Linked DNA regions of Homo sapiens: region 1 is linked to region 2. The links are chromatin contacts, found by Hi-C or POLR2A ChIA-PET in ENCODE. All regions are on one chromosome and are shown on one strand. The core of a region is the stretch at or near the end of the contact, and the rest is flanking DNA. Distances in the headings are between cores, read along the strand shown.

Region 1 (2,700 bases), core at 87-2,586, 52 kb before region 2:
GCACCCGACCTCCCCACCACAGTGATTGTGACTTTCTTCAACCCCTTCCAAGCCCATCCAAAGCTTTGAGCTTGGCGTTCAGTGCTACTAGGAGCTGAGCTGAGTAGCCTGGCTGAGCTTATCTGGCTTTCCTCTCCTTCTAGGCCCCCAACTCTTGCCAGACTGATGGTCCCATGCCCATGTCCATGCCTTGCTCACGTGGACTCTTTCTTATGGAAACGGCCCAGGCTTCTGCAGCCAGTTCAGCGGCCCCTCCTCCAGGCAACCTACCTCTAGGGACTCCAGGCAGCATGCTGGCTCCCCTGGCCTTGTGTGGTACAGTGGGTTCTCACAGCCCATGGGGCGTGAGGCCACGAGTCACCTACCTGGCCCTCTGGCATCCCTGCTGAAGGCTCTGTTCCTGGCACCACCAGGCAGTCCTCCTGGCCTCATACAAGGACCTTCCCCAGCTTCTGCCCATCTTGGGGGAGCTAGAGAACCCCACGGCAATGGCATTGGCCCTGTGGACACCAAGTTGGTTTGGGGAATATTCTGCCTTCTTCACTTCATGTAACCACAGCATGAAGAAACTTCCAGAACACCTTCTTCCTCCCCAAACTTCCACCTTTCCCCCACCACCAGTTCAATGTAAATTCTTAGAGCAACGGAGATGCAGAGAAATTTGTCTCTTTTCGTTTGTGGCCTGGGATATGTGAAAAGAATGAAGCAGGCCAACTCACTGACCCAGAATTTTATATTTAAACCTAGCTTTCCTTGTGTGCTTCAGTAATGGCAGTGAGAATTTATCTTCATTAAGGATTGGAGAGTAGGGGCCTCAGATGGGCAAAGTGGGCCTCTCGGGGCATGGCAGTGAGGAGGGCCTTTCAGGCCTTGGTCAGTACAGCAGGGCGTTGAGGTGCTGCGAAGTCCTGGGGAGAGTAGGTCTCATTGCAGGGGGCAGGGAGCCTTTGCCTCTCGCCAATGGAGTTTTGGGCTGGGTTCCAGCAGGGACTGACTTGTGCCAGGTCATTGCTCAACACGCCAGAGGGGTTTCCATGTAACTCTCTCCACCAAGAGGCCAGCCTTTGTGTTCAGATAACTTTGGCTGGAGAAAGTGAGGAATCCACCTTCTTAACCCTGCCTTAATTACGAGGGAAAAATCAACTGAGATATTTTGATAAATATTTCATTGTTTCAGGTGCAACAAGTAGAGCCCATGATGGCTCCAGCCCGGCCTACTGGGGAGACACTGGTTTCTTAAAATCACTAACAATGGACCAAGCTGACCTCACAGCTAAGCAGAGTGGGTGGTCGCCTTAGTGATGTGAGTCGAGGGGTGCCAGGCAGCTCCCTCTGCTGCAAATCCCTCCCACTCACCAAACTGCTGCCGCCTGCAATTCCACAATGAGCACTTTAGTCATCAAATCATAAAATGTCAGCTTGTAATTAGCCTTGGAACCTGTCTAGTTCAATTTCCCAGCTCAGAGTGCTCTTGGAAGATACCTGAACGGGCCCTTTATTTTAGAGTGAATTAGTGGCAGAGCTGGAACTCGAGTCTGACCCTGCACAGTGAAGGACGCTAGAGGCATCTGCAGCTTCTTCAATGGGAAGGTGGGTTCTGAGTCACAAGATGGGCAGCTCCCCAAACAGAGGAAGGGGTTCAGACATCAGGCATCCAAAGTAAATGACCAGTGTCCTAGGGGCAATCTGGTGGGCCGGGCTGGATTTTAAATATTCTTCCATCAAAATGGCCCCAGGCTAGGCTACCAGTTTAGCTTCCCAATTTTGTTTTCTGTCTTTCAACTCCTGGAACTTCTCTAAAGACTTCTGGCCAAATAGGTATCCCAGTCTGTGTTAGGCAAATAGAGCCAGTAGGTGGAGGCAAGCCTGGGACCAAAAAGAGCAGTCTATGCTGTGAACCTAGCTTTAGTGGGTGTTAGGGTTCAGCCTCCGGTTGTTGACCCTCAGCAAGTCCCTTCACTTCGGGACTTGCCTCACCTCCTTCACTTTCACCCCAGAGTGTTACACCTGAGCCCCTTCAAGCTCACACACTCCAAAAAGCTCTGAACGGTACACCTTAATATTCTTCCTTGAACTGACTCCCTGTCCTCACTGTCCATCTTAGCTTCATCCTAAGGATTAATATCCATGAGGTCAGGGATTACATGCTAGTTGCACATTTTTTTTCTGGTTCATAAAAATAATCTATAACTACTAAAATAAGAAAAAAAATACTGGTCAGGGTGCCATCTAGAAGCATCTGTATCACTCCTTGGGAGAGGAAAGGAGTGAAAAGAGTTGGCCCCCAATCCTATTTCTAGCACTTCCTCACCGTGGGACCGAGGGCAAGTCACTTCACCTTCCCAAGCTGCTGCTTCTGTTTCCTCACCTGCAAAATAGGGTTAATTCTTCCCACTAGGGATGTGAGTGAGGGGTGGCTCCCGTTAAAATATATCACCTGCGTAGCCAGGATAGTGTCTTGAATACAGTAGGTGCTCAATAAAGAGGAGCGATTGTTTTTATAATTGTCACATTTTTCCCTATTTCTCTTGGGTGGAGCAAGGGCTTTGGGGCCACATAAGGACTTGACGCTTGGCTCTGATACTCCCTGGAGTGTGAGCTCAGATCATTCATGTCACCCCTCCTCAGTTTCCTCATCTGGAAAAAGTGAACAGCGATACCACGTCCCAGGGTTAAGAGGAGGATCCATCGAGATGGGGA
Region 2 (2,700 bases), core at 156-2,655:
GATCAGGGTGGGGACCTGAAAAACTGGGCTGCAGCCAAATGTATATGGTAAAGGGTATGAGGAGGTGAAGTCAGATGTCCCTGCACCCACCAATAGCAGTTGTATGATGTGAGAAAAACCCCTGCATTCGATCCCAGTCCTGCCACTTGCTAGGCAGGTATCCTGGTCCAGAAGTCTCCACATGCAAGGCAGGCAGCATCAGTGCTGGCACAGAGAGTGGAGTGAGTTCTGAGCCAATGTTTGTTGAATGAACAAGTGACTGCTGAGTGCCTGGCTCAGTGCCACACATACAGTAAACACCCAAACAATATTTGTTCTCTTGTCCCTCTTGGAATCTTCTTTTGGAACTATAACATTCATGGGACGAGGTGGCTTAAGTTCCTAAAACCTTTCTATCAAAACATTCATTGGAAGCTTTCCTCCTTTGAGATCAAGGGTGAGAGATGTCAGAGGTGGGGTAGGGGCAGGGGACACAGGAACTGAGTTCTCCACTCCTAGAACTCCAACGCCTCTCACGTACCATCAGATGCCAGCCTGCCCTGCCATGCTGCCATGCGTCAGCATACCTCTCTGTAAAGCTGGGCACCTTGACAGGAGTCCCAGCTGTGACTCTTCTCTCTTTCTTGCTCTGTTCCCTCATTAGCCAAGTCCTCAATAGCCCCTTGAAAGGCCCGGACATTGCACATTGCACCTTCATTATTCACTCCCGCCTCGGCCACTTTATTGCAGACGGTGAGTGATGTGCTTAGCTAATTCAGGGGACCCCAAAGGCAGGAAACAAACAGGGCAAATCCACAGTATGGCTGAGGACCACTCTGTGTGTCAAGTTCAGCACAGTGCCCGGAGTACAGATTCTGGAGTCTGGTTTGAATCCCAGCTAGGTGTTTGACCTTGGGCAAGCTGCCTAACTTTTCTGTTCCTCAGTTTCCTCCTCTACAAAATTGGCATGATGATACCAGTATGTCCCTTGTGGGGTTGTTGTAAGAATTAAATGAGTTCATAATGTGCCAAGTGTTTAGACAGGGCCTAGTGCACAGTTGGTGTTCCATGAACATTAGTTATTACTCATGATCTCAGAATGAATATCTCAGTTTATCTTCACCACAGCCCAGCCTGGCCGGAGAGTATGATGGCTCTTACTTTACAGATGAGGTCCAGGGAGGGGAAGCCACTTTCCCATGGCCACACAGAACAAAATCCCTGCCCCACACCTGTCCCCGACAGAGGGGAGACTGACAGCACCTGCCGGTGAAAGCGGGGCCCGGGGCAGGGCAGGGGTAGTGAAAGGAGCTTTCAAAGAAGGGCCAGGCCTCCCTCAGAGGCATGAGTGGAGTTGGGAGGTGGCTATAAATACGCGAGGCGAGGGGCTCTGTAACTAGGCCAGGAATGTGTGTTAGTCATTGAGGTCAGCACGGCCGCAGCGGCGCTTGGCTGGGAGAAAGCGGATCAGGAGTGGGCTCAGGTGAAGCCAGAGAGCTGAGGCCAAGGAGGGGTTTTGCTGGGGCAAGAGTGGCACTCTCAGCTTGGGGGCATGCTGGCACCCCCAGACCTTTGTCATGGGACAAGGGCAGATTCCCAGGAATGCCTCCCCTATCCCTTCTAACCTCCGAGAAATCCTTCTGTAGTCCAGATCGGATCAAGCCTCCAAGCTGCCTAAACCCACGGTCCTGGTTTCCAAAGGCAGACGCGAGTCCGCATTTTGGAGGGGGGCAAGCACATCCTCTCTAGTTTAATACCTGTGCACTTACTTTGATGTGTTAGGGGAAAAATACAACTGGCAAGGCAAATCCATGATATTGTGACTATGAATGCTTAAGATAACACTAAGTAGAGAGATACATATGTTTCTAAAAGGGAGGTGATTTCAGGACAGATGCAAAGTATATGCTAGAACTTGCAGACTGGCAAACATCATTACTGGAGTTTGAGGGTTTCTGGTCCACAGACTAAATGCAAATCTTTTTGCTGTGAGGTTTCAAGCCCTCCCCACCCCAACCCCACCCTACCTTCATTCTTGCTGTGCCTGCTACCTGGAATGCCTCACTGGCAAAGGTGAAATGTGCTCCTCCCTGCAACCTGCACAGGCTGCCCAATCCCCCGTCTGTCTACTGCCATTTCCCACACTGTGTGAGGTCATCCTATCTGCAGCCATCGCTCCCTCAACGACAGGGAAAGCAAGCTCTGTGTCTGTCTTCCTACCTGCTGTGCCCGGCACAGTGCCTAGAGCCAAGCACAGGCCCAGGACGTGACACCCAGTTCACATCCTGGAGCTGTCACTGCCTGGTGCGAGACTGTGCATGTGCAAGGCTCTGGGCTCAGTCACCTCCCCATGTATCAGATGGGGATGACAAGCTTCCTTCTCCAGTGGGGTTGCACGGATTCAGTGAGTTTACTCCACCTCAAGGCTTTCTTAGCCCGGTGCCTGGTATGTTCTGGACACTCCACAAGTAGTGGCTGAGTAGCAGTATCATCAATGCTATTGTCATTATTAAGGGCCAGTGGATATTCATTAAATGAGTCCATAGTGTTATAGGCTGAAGGGGAGAGAAAAAAGAATGGAGCATGTATGCATTTAGGCTGGAGAGAAAATTCTCAGTGGCTATTTTCCCAACCCCTCTCATTTTGAATATGGGGAAACCATGGCCCACACTGCATCCCTGGGACCAGGACCCAGAATATTTGTCCTTCAGTCTATGGTGC

Evidence for each region. A loop is a pair of places that touch in the nucleus more often than their neighbours do. ChIA-PET counts read pairs that join two places held with the same protein, here RNA polymerase II (POLR2A). Pooled maps may share reads with other maps.
Region 1: a pooled map shows a loop between it and region 2 (5-fold over the local background). The contact joins the promoter of ATP2B2-IT1 here to the enhancer-like site in region 2. A Hi-C loop is called at or near these places in 2 of 168 maps with a recorded cell type or tissue (astrocyte of the cerebellum and endothelial cell of hepatic sinusoid) and 2 of 50 pooled maps. POLR2A ChIA-PET finds 5 or more read pairs at or near these places in 2 of 52 experiments (A549 and OCI-LY7).

The regions. Positions count from the first base shown.
Region 1 is chr3:10,569,011-10,571,710 of GRCh38, reverse strand. ATP2B2-IT1 (ATP2B2 intronic transcript 1) reads left to right here and starts at 1,336. Exons shown (of 2, transcript NR_046765.1): 1 at 1,336-1,590. It also overlaps a transcript of ATP2B2 not described here. RefSeq lists an enhancer at 1-252.
Region 2 is chr3:10,517,341-10,520,040 of GRCh38, reverse strand. It overlaps a transcript of ATP2B2 not described here. Among named protein-coding and RNA genes, the nearest start is that of ATP2B2, 13 kb to the right of the region's middle. Within about 2 kb of position 1,405, at least 3 of the 41 ENCODE cell types and tissues checked have a DNase peak (open chromatin) inside an H3K27ac peak, as active enhancers do.